Linked DNA regions of Mus musculus: region 1 is linked to region 2. Evidence: chromatin loops called from intact Hi-C (ENCODE). Cell type or tissue: heart. All regions are shown on one strand. Region 1 overlaps Gm31512 (a long non-coding RNA gene). Region 2 has its middle 13 kb from the start of Gm40434.

Region 1 (5,000 bases), 54 kb before region 2:
TCTGAAGTCCTCAATAGCCTAGTTACTCCCTTAAAGGCCCTGTCTCCAAGAGCATCGGTCCCAACCAAAGTCAAGGCTACAGCATAAGAACTCTGGAGAAACACAATTCGGTTCTTAACAAGTTAGAATAAGAAATGAATGGTTGGGGTGAAAAAAAATTTCACACTTCCTTGTCATCATTGGGAGTGGGAAATATTTTAGACAAATATTTGCTTCTAGACAGAGCTGAGCTGAGCTGAAGGTGCCGTAGTCGGTGATTCCCGAAGGCAGAGGCAGGTGGGGTTTTTTTTTTTTTTGGTCTGTTTTAAAGTGAAGCACATTTATGTTTTTATTGTGAGTAAGTATGTGTGTGTATTTGTATACGTGCAACAGTGCACCTGTGCAGGTCAGAAGACAACTTCCCAGAGCTGGCTCTCGCCCCCATCTTGTGGGTCTTGGGGATCAAATTCAGGTCATCAGGACTGGTGGCTGACACCTTAACTTACTGACCCATCTGTAAGTTTGGTTTGGTTTGGTTTGGTTTGGTTTGGTTTGGTTTGGTTTGGTTTGGTTTGAGACAAGGACCTTGACATCCTGAGTTTTCTCCATTTTCAAGTGCTGGGATTAGAGGAATACACTAACATGCCTATCCTTTAACACACACACACACACACACACACACACACACGAAACAAAAAGAAACAAATAAAATAAAACAGGTTTTTATTATTTAGCTTCCTCCACCTCCTAAGTATTGGGATCACAGATTTGTGCTAACACATCCAGTTGGTAATGGAGATTTGAGAGCCCACTGCATGGGACTGAGGTTTGGGTTAGAAAGTTTATGGACATTCTTTTGTTTAGAAACACACACACAATGATTGAAAGCATTGAGAAAGAGAGGTTTATTTTATCTTACATCATGAAGGGAAGTTAGAGCAGGAACTCAAGGCAGGAACTGATGCAGAAACCCTAGAGGAGTGCTGTATGTATACTGGCTTCCTTTCCCTGAATTTCTTCTCTCTCTCTCTCTCTCTCTCTCTCTCTCTCTCTCTCTCAGACAGAGTCTGTTTATATAGTCCTGGCTGTCCTGGAACTTGCTATGTAGAATATGCTGACCCCCTAAACTCACGGAGATCTGCCTGCCTCTGCCTCCTGAGCGCTGGGATTAGGCAAGTACCACCATGCCAGGCTTTCAGCTACCTTCCTTTCAGCCCAGGACCATCTGTCTAAGGGCAGTACTGCCCACAGTGGCCTGGGCCCTCCCAAATCAATCATGGTTCAAAGAAGAAGAAAAAAAAAAAAGTCCCATGAAGTTATCTGCAGGTCAATTTGGTGGAGTCAGGTTTTTCTTCCCAGATAGTTCTAGCTTTTGTCAAATTCACAAAAACAAACACGAGAGAGAGAGAGAGAGAGAGAGAGAGAGAGAGAGAGAGAGATTGCTCAGTGGGTAAAGTGCTTGCCTCCAAAGACCAGAACCCCTGTCAAGAGCCAGATGCAGTGGTGAAGCCCTGTCATCTACCCCAGCCACAGTGAGCAGGAGAAGAGCTGGGAAGGAGAAGCCTCAGGGACAGCCAGCCCAGAGTATGCAGCATGGCAGAAACAAGAGAGACCCTGCCTCTCGACAGGGCAGAAACTGAGACCAAATCCCCAAAAGTTGTCCTCTGATCTCCACACACAGGTGTGCACACACAAATTAAAAAAAATAAAAACCCCCAAGAACCGCCCTACACCATAACCAATACCAAGACCATTCCGTGAGAATGGATGCACACACCGCCCTTGAGGAGAGGAGGGAAAGGGAGGAGGGGACAAAATGTCCACATCACCCCACCAGGATGGAAACACCCAGGGCAAGCCAGACTGTCCACCTCAGCTGTCTGCATATCTAGCAAGGCAGGTAGGGCCAGGCTGGGGTCTCAGGAGGCCACATGGCCTGTGGAACTCATCAACTGTCCCTGAATTGCTGAATTTTTTAACGGAGTGGATCAAGTTCGATTAAATGAAAGCCAGAGACTTGTTCTCTGTGTCCAGAACTCATCCACAGGCAGCCGTTTCCTGGAGTCCTGCTTCAGACTCACCAAGTAGGTATTTCCTCCACCGTGAGGCAGCTAAACTGCTTGCCTGAGGTGGGTGCTGGAAGAGCCGGTGAGCTCAGGCACACCACACTGCTTCTCCAATGCTGCCTGGCTCTTCCTCGGAGAAAGCTCCTGACTCCAGCACAATTCTAGGCCGGCAGGAAATCACATGGATTGGTCATCCCTCCTCCCACCCCTCCCACACTGGTGAGTGTGTGTGTGTGTGTGTGTTTGGTAAGAGTTTGGCTACTGTCCTGGGAAGCTTTCCTGAAACAAGACCAGGGCTGTTTTTAACTAATATTGAGAGAAAAGTGTGACCTTGCGCTGAGAAAGACTTGCACTGGTTTGAAGAAAGCTACAGAGCAGGCACAATATTTGCATTTTCTCTTACTTGGAGAGGCCACCACGAAAGCAGCCACGCCCTGACCAGTCTTTCTGAGAGCCCTGGGTTGTGAAAGAGTGTATCTGGACGTTCCCTTGGCGGGGGCCCTCATACAGTCTCAGTGCGTATTGGTGTCTCGTGCCTCTTGACAGTGTGGCCTCCGAATGAGAAGCACAATCGTCCCCTTTGTTCCTGTTGGCAGAAACTGGCTTCTGGCTCTAACGTCTTCATTTCCTCTACATCTTTGTTTCCTTTAGGACACACACACACACACACACACACACACACACACACACACGCTCATGAACAGCTGGAGAAATGAGGTGCTTGGCTCACAAACAACAGACTCTGACAGAGCCGCCCATCCTCCCCAGCTGCACCAAATTAACTTGGCATGATTTTGCATACTTCGCAGTCATGCATTGCAGAGGGATGCTTCTCCGCTCCTGTTGCTGGCTCCTGACCTCAGAGACCAGGCAGCCCGCCCCCACCCCTCCTGGTTTGTTTATACCTGTCGGTCTTCTAAAAGGAAGGAAACAGCCTTATTCTTCTTGTATCTTTAAAATAGAAGCTCCCCAGAGGTTCCAGATCTGCACTTCAAAGGCAATAGAAAACCCTTACCCAGTTCAGCCAGCTTCAGGAAACTAGTGCTTTTAGTTACAGGTTTCCTGGAGCAGGGGACCTCATCTTGGGGTGTGCACACGAGTATCAGGGAGTCTGCAATTCTGTACCCACCAATGAATGAGTTTGTTTGAAAAACCAAACGGGATTGTGTTCTCCTGCATCCTTGTGGGATGCTGTTGTTCATGACTTGGGAGTGTTTGTACTCTACACAGGGTGAGGTGTGACTAACAAGGAGCACATGAGAAACCAGTACCTGGTGCCTGTTCAGCCCTTACTCCAAAAAGCATCATCAGGAACTGTCTCACCTGAAAAGCCAGAGTCCTGAAAAAGTCATTCTGTTCCCCGAAGTTTCAGAACAGCCAGAGGAACCTCCACTTGGAGGTGCATGGCTTGTACGGTTCGTCTGGTTAACATCCGCACCAGAGATGTTCTCGAAATGGTGTTCAGGAAGGAGCAAGGATAAGTTCAGAGTCCACAGCAGCTCTTCCCACAGCCTGGAAAAGTTTTCTCAGCCCCACGCATCTCTCCCCAGGCCTCAAGGGAAGCTTCCTTTAAGCTGATTGTTTGCCTGGGTTTTGTCTCCTGGAGCTGAGCCTTCCTGGAGGCCTCTGGTGAAAGCACTCATTCACTTTTTTCCCCTAGGAAAAATGCAAAACCAAGAAAGGAAATGCCTGTTTGTTTGTTTGTTTGTTTGTTTTGATTATTGTATAGTGAACTACTCTTAAACTCGGCAATTTAAAACATTGGGTGTCATCTCTCAGCTCTGCTGGTTAGAAACCTGGCTTGCCTTCTCTGGCGGCTCTGGCCTGTGGTCTCAGCTGAATCATTCATTCGCTGAGACTGAAGTTAGACCAAGACTGCTGGGGAAGGACCTGCCTGCAAACTCAGTCATGTGGTCGCTACAAGCTTAGTTCCTTTCTGGCGACTGCCCAGGGACACACAGCTCCTCGCGGCCCAGCCTCTTACTCTCTGCCTGCCTGTCTTCAAGACTTGGTGGCTCCATTCTCCCAGAGTGAGTGAGCCAAGAGAAACATGGAAACCAAGACAGCGGCTGCACTTCGGTCTCTCTCCCCTCCCCTCCCCTCCCCTCCCCTCCCCTCCCCTCCCCTCCCCTCCCCTCTTCTCAGCACCCTGTTCTAGATTATATAGAACAGAAGCCTACAGGGTGTGTCCAACCTTGAATTGCATGTTTTGAAAGCCAACAGTCATTTCAAGTATAAAGACTGAAGTACAAAGATTCTGCGTCTTATTTATACTCGAAAAGAAGCCATCTGCCAACATTCTGGGAAGCACAAACTGATAAATAATTATACTTGTGACTATATCAATTCATTCCAGAAACACCAGATACATGCATGTATCTACCATGCCAGTGTCTAGGGACCCCATCTTGCCTTTTCACAGGGACTCTTAGGATTTGAACTCAAGTCCTGCATGCATTGGGAGCACTCTTACTCACGGGAGCCACCTTCCTAGCCCCATAATCTATGTAATTTATAAAGAAAAAAATTGTTGTGCACACAGTTTGGAGGGCCGGACACTTCAAGGGATGCTGCCAGCATTTGGTCAGGGCCTCCGTGCTGCACTGTGACAGAGTGGAAGGGCAAGTGTGCCAACTCAATTTCTCCTCTTGGTAAAGCCACTGATGCCACCATGGGGCCTCCTCCACCCGTGAACTCATCCAACCCTAATTACCTCCCAAAGGTCCCGCCTCCAAATAGCATCAACATATGAATTTGAGGATTCGATTTCTAACCTAAGAATTTGGGAAGGCTATATTGACGCCCCCGTAGTCTGATCCTGGCTGTGGGAGCTGTCTGTTGAGCGAGCAGAGCCAGGTGTCATGTGATCCTCTTGCTTTCCTTTCTGTGTGTTCAACACCAAGAAATACCAGCTCCTCAGGGCCCAGAGACTCTATTTGGGCGGTGAACTGTTTT
Region 2 (5,000 bases):
TCACACTCCTAAAGTGTTCAAAGTAGAGTTTCACTTCTGATGGCTCCGATTGCTCAAATGAAGGATAGAAGGATAGCTGTACTCCTAGACATGTTGCTCTGTGGACAGGTCCCAGGAAGCCTCAGGATGAGAGCCCAGCAGAAAGAAGAGGCCCTGCCCCATATACTTCTTCTTCTTCTTCTTTTTAAAGTAAATTCATTAATTAAAAAAGAATAAAAAAGAAAAAAAAAAAAAGGCCTCCCAAACTAGTCCAAACTGAAGCACAAGCTTACCCAAGAATCAATTACCAATCACTGTGCAATTATGTTTTTCTTATTGGCCAGACAGGGCCACTGCCTACCTTATAGCCCAGGTAGGCTACATAAGCTGTAAGTAGGTGAAAGCTCGCCTGCTGAAATATAGTCAGGACGTTCCAGTGAGCGGGAGAGCCAGCTAAGACCAGCCCTGCAAAAGTGCCAGGACTGGTTAGATATAGACGCAACCGGAACTAGAAATACCACCGTAACACAGAGGCTGGGGAGATGGTTCAATTGTTAAAGATTTGTTGTACAAACAGAAGGACCTGCATTCCGATCTCCAACATTCATTTCAATGTCACGCCAGCTCGGAAAGGGCAGAGATGGCACTTCTTGGGAGACAGAAAGCCAGCCAGTCTAGCCAAATCAGTGTGAGCCAGGCTCGGTGAGAGAAACTGTTTCGAAAATAAGGTCTAGAGTGACTGAAGAGGAGCCTGACTTCTCCGCATGTATGTGCACATGTGTACACACACACCATACCATAAAAATACCAGTGACACCCTTTTTTAAATTATTTATTTTTATTTTAGGTGCATTAGTGTTTGAGGGCGTCACATTCCCTGGAACTGGAGTTGCAGACATTAATGAGCCGCCATGTGGTTGCTGGGAAATGAACTCAGGACTTCTGGAAGAGCAACCAGTGCTCTTAACTACTGAGCCATCTCTCCAGCCTGACACCCTTTTTTCAATGTCAATATTCAGCCCATGTTTCAGGTCCATTTCAAATGTCAGCACAGATGAATCTCCCTAGTAAGATCAATTTTTCCATCAATGATTTTTTTGTTTTTCTCCCACGATGTATGTCACATCTTCCTGTGTGTTATGGAGAGCCGTGCAGCCAGTTATTGATTTGTCCTCACTCAGCTTTGGAAAGGACTCCCCGCAGTCAGAGCTGGGCAACCTCACATTCAACACCAGCAGCCTGAGGATGAGGGCTGCTGGCTGCTGGCTCTGCCCTAATGTAACCAGACCTGGGAATGTAAGAATTGCAAGACAGAAGGGAAGAACTCACACAACTTCCCCCAGAAGCATCTTTTGGGGATATGCCTCAGAATGGTATAGTTGAGTCTTGAAGTAGAACGATTCCTAACCTTCTGAGAAACCACCAAATTGACTTCCAGAGTGGTTGTACCAGTTGGCGATCCCACAGCAATGGAGGAGTGATCCCCTTGCTACACAACCTCACCAGCATGTGCAGTCCTTTGAGGTTTTGATCTTAGCCATTCTGACTGGTGTGAGGTGGAACCTCAGGGTCGTTTTGATTTGCATTTCCCTGATGACTAAGGATGTTGTACATTTCTTTAGGTGCGTCTCGGTCATTCAGGATTCTTCTGTTGAGAATTTTGTTTAGCTCTGCACCCCGTTTTTTAAATTGGGTTATTTGGATTGTTGGTGTCTAGCTTCTTGAGTTCTTTATATATTTTGGATGTTAGCTCTCTGTGGGATGTAGGGTTAGTGAAGATCTTTTCCCAATCTATAGGCTGTCATTTTGTCCTGATGATGGTATCTTTTGACTTACAGAAGCTTTTCAGTTTTATGCGGTCCCATTTATTACTTTTCGACCTTAGCACCTGAGCCATTGATGTTCTCTCCTCAGGAAGTTGTGTCCTGTACTGGTGAGTTCAAGGTTATTCCTCACTTTCTGTTCTATTAGATTAAGTGTGTCTGGTTTCACAAACTGAAGAGAAGGGGGAGGGAGAATTGGGGGAAGACTTGTGTGAGGACTGGGAGGAGAGGAAGGGCTGGTATTGGGTTGTATAGGGAATAAATAAATAAATTTAATTAAAAAAAAAAAAGAAAACCACTTGCAGAGAGAAACTTGGATTTGAGAAAGCAAATGACTCTTCTTTCTCTTCCATCTCTCCCTCCTCTTTCTCTTCCTCCCCCTTCAGTCTGAGTGAACCCTTTCTTTAGTTTGTGAAACCTGAAATGAAGTTGATAATAGACTCAAACCCTAAGGTGGAGAAAGCTTACAAATTTCATATTCTGAAAGGGACAGGGGTAGGATGTGAGATGCCCACACCCCTTCGATGAACAAAACTGAAAATCCGAGATACCTTTGACACCTCCCCTGTGCTGGACGAGCCTCACTAACATGTCCAGAGCCTTCCTGCGTTGTTCATGCTTTTTACAAGTTGTCTATTTCCTCTTCCACCCACCCTGGCTCCATTCAAGGGCACTCCCGTTGTTGGGGGACAGAGAGGGAATCTACATACCGAGAACCTCTTTTCAGCCTTGCTTGCAAGCACCTGCAGGCTTCCCTTCAGTGTTTCCTGTTCAACTCAACAGGTTCTAATTATGTGAACTAATATTTGCTCACTATTAAACCATGTTTATTCTCGTAAAAGGCAAACATTCAAAGACAGGGGTTAAGCAAACCCCAGAAAAAAAAATCTCAGTGTTTATGCCAAGGCACGTCTGTTTCCCGCCACTCGGAGTTTCTCCTTGCCCCATCATTACAGATATTTGCCTTTCAGAGTGTTTGCCCAACTCTTCTCCTTCTGCAGGACAACCATTCTCTCTTTCACTTCCTGCCTCCCTGGTGGAGCAGAGCTCCACTGCCTTTCCCTCAGATGCCACATCTTGCTGTGCGGAAATGGCCGCTGCTGACTCCTTAGAGAAGACTGGCTGAGAGAGAGCCTTCCCGGAGCTGCAGGGGTGCTTCCCCTTGTGTGGTTTCTGAGTCATTTTTCTGAACCAGAAGATGAGAACTGTCTGAGCTTCTGAGGTGTGTTGTTTCTCAATTCTTGTCAAGCATATCACACAGTTCGTCCCACTGCCAAGTTTCTCCCTCACAATTCTGACATGTTTGTCCTCAAACATTTTCATTTCCCATAATGAAAAGAGCCCGGGGGAGGAAAAAACATCAGAACTCAAGCGCTGTAAAGATGGCAAAGCTAGAAGACGTCCTTAAATATGACAGAGACCCAGGGACTCTTAATCCTATGTTAAACCCCCCAAAACACACACACACACACACACACACACACACACACGCACCTGCTCACACTGTAGATCATCTTGGGAAAGTTAGCAAAAAAAAAAAAAAAAAAAAAAACAAAACCCCTCAGTCTCAATCGATCTGGAAGCAATGAAAGTGAGCCATGTTATCCACAAAACGGGCTGAAGGACGAACATATGTGGTCAGTCACCCTTCTAATACCACAGAGCCCCATACACATCACCCCAAATTTAAACCACACTAGAAATCTTAGAGCAGTAGATCTTCAACAAGGCAAGATACGCCCTTCCTCTTGTATGAACTGGTTCCGTGATGACAGAATGAAAGTGTGTGCTTTCGCTATACATCATCCAGATATAAATAACTGTCTCTGCTGACCTCACCCTCGACTTCCTCAAAACCCCAAGACTTCACTTCCCTCCCAAAATGTATGGGAAAATACACCCGGTCCTTTGAAACTTGGAGCACTGGCTGCTCCCGCATCACTTTCCCTCTGATACTGCTGAAGCAGGGTCCTGAAGAAAGCCCCGATGATCGGCCCTTAGGGAGAGGTCGCATTTCACTACAACATTCTGCATCATCTTTCTGCACAAAAGCACAAATCTGGGATTGCAACCCTTAAAATCAAAGGAAAATCTCTAATCTCAGCCTTTCTGCTGCTGTAAACAATTCACCCATAAACCATGCCCATGAAGAAAACCTTGTAATCACACACACACACACACACACACACACACACACACACACACACACACACAGCTGCCATGAGGAGCAAAAGCAGAGGATCCCATTGCTTCCAGAACAAGCGCCAGCAAATCCTTAAAATGTGAAACTACAAAGGCAAGCAGCAAGACTTGCCATTTCAGGCCCCTTGGATTACACTGCTGGAGCTCAGCCAACAAAACAATCTTCCAGAAAAGCAGCCCAGCCGGTTGCAATAGTCAGATCTGCAGCCTCAACCAAGCTCTTTGTCAAGAGAAGGGGGAACCTTGCCACGCCCCACCCTACCCAGACTCTAGTCCCACAACCTGTTAACCAAGGTTACAAGACATCAGTCTTCATTCACCACAAGCATATAGGGGAGAGGAGGGTGTGAGCGCAGGGCGGGGAAGGAGGGGCGAGCCGGGTGCGAGCACCACGCCCTGAGCAGCAGAGGTCCGGAGAATCTGCACACAGCCATGCGACTATGTACTGAGCACAAGCCTGCCCTGCCATGCGTGACCCATTTCAGATTAGGGGAAGAACGGAGCAGCTTCAAACATACTTTGAACTCTTATGATACTAGCACCAATCCCTCAGCCAGACAAAAAAAATGGTTTCCTCTGGTCAGCTTTGCCTGAGGAGGTCATTACAGGAAGCCAGGCTTGGGGTTGTAAATTCAAGCTGGCTTTCTCTCCTGAGGATGGAAACAGAGAACCAGAGTACATATGTAATCTGAGATTTATGCTTAGATTAAGGGGGACTGGAGACTGGGGAAGGAGTGGGCTTTCTAACCCCTGTGACCTCAGGCTACTTGGAGCTTCCAGGATGGAGCCTTTCTTCTGCTAGACACACAAATTCGTGGGGCCACATTCTGTTCTCTAAGCGCGAGCGAGTGGGCAGAGGCTGAGCGCTTCCGAACACAGCAGGCACAGCCACGCCAGCTAACATTAGCCTCAATGAGACCGTAGCAAGCGTCACTTGAGAGAGACTCCGGGGTGGAAAAAATGAGCTTTAAATGTTTTTATAGTTCTTATCTCTTT

Evidence for each region. Hi-C counts contacts between places; a loop is a spot of excess contacts. Peaks named below come from ENCODE experiments on the same cell type or tissue, not always from the same donor. Only the 100,000 strongest peaks of a DNase experiment are listed, where the experiment ranks them.
Region 1: a loop joins it to region 2, with 4 times the contacts of the local background. A loop is called at or near these places in 7 of 42 quality-filtered maps.

What each region holds. Positions count from the first base shown.
Region 1 is chr12:69,499,741-69,504,740 of GRCm38, reverse strand. Gm31512 (a long non-coding RNA gene) reads right to left here. Exons shown (of 3, transcript XR_381638.4): 2 at 3,369-3,701. Among named protein-coding and RNA genes, the nearest start is that of Gm31512, 5.0 kb to the right of the region's middle. In heart, no CTCF peak of the experiment used is centred here; DNase peaks (open chromatin) are centred at 2,250, 2,600, 3,220 and 3,990; H3K4me3 peaks cover 337 bases; H3K27ac peaks cover 2,460 bases.
Region 2 is chr12:69,446,041-69,451,040 of GRCm38, reverse strand. No RefSeq gene overlaps it. Among named protein-coding and RNA genes, the nearest start is that of Gm40434, 13 kb to the left of the region's middle. In heart, no CTCF peak of the experiment used is centred here; DNase peaks (open chromatin) are centred at 2,910, 3,590 and 4,330; H3K4me3 peaks cover 599 bases; H3K27ac peaks cover 1,819 bases.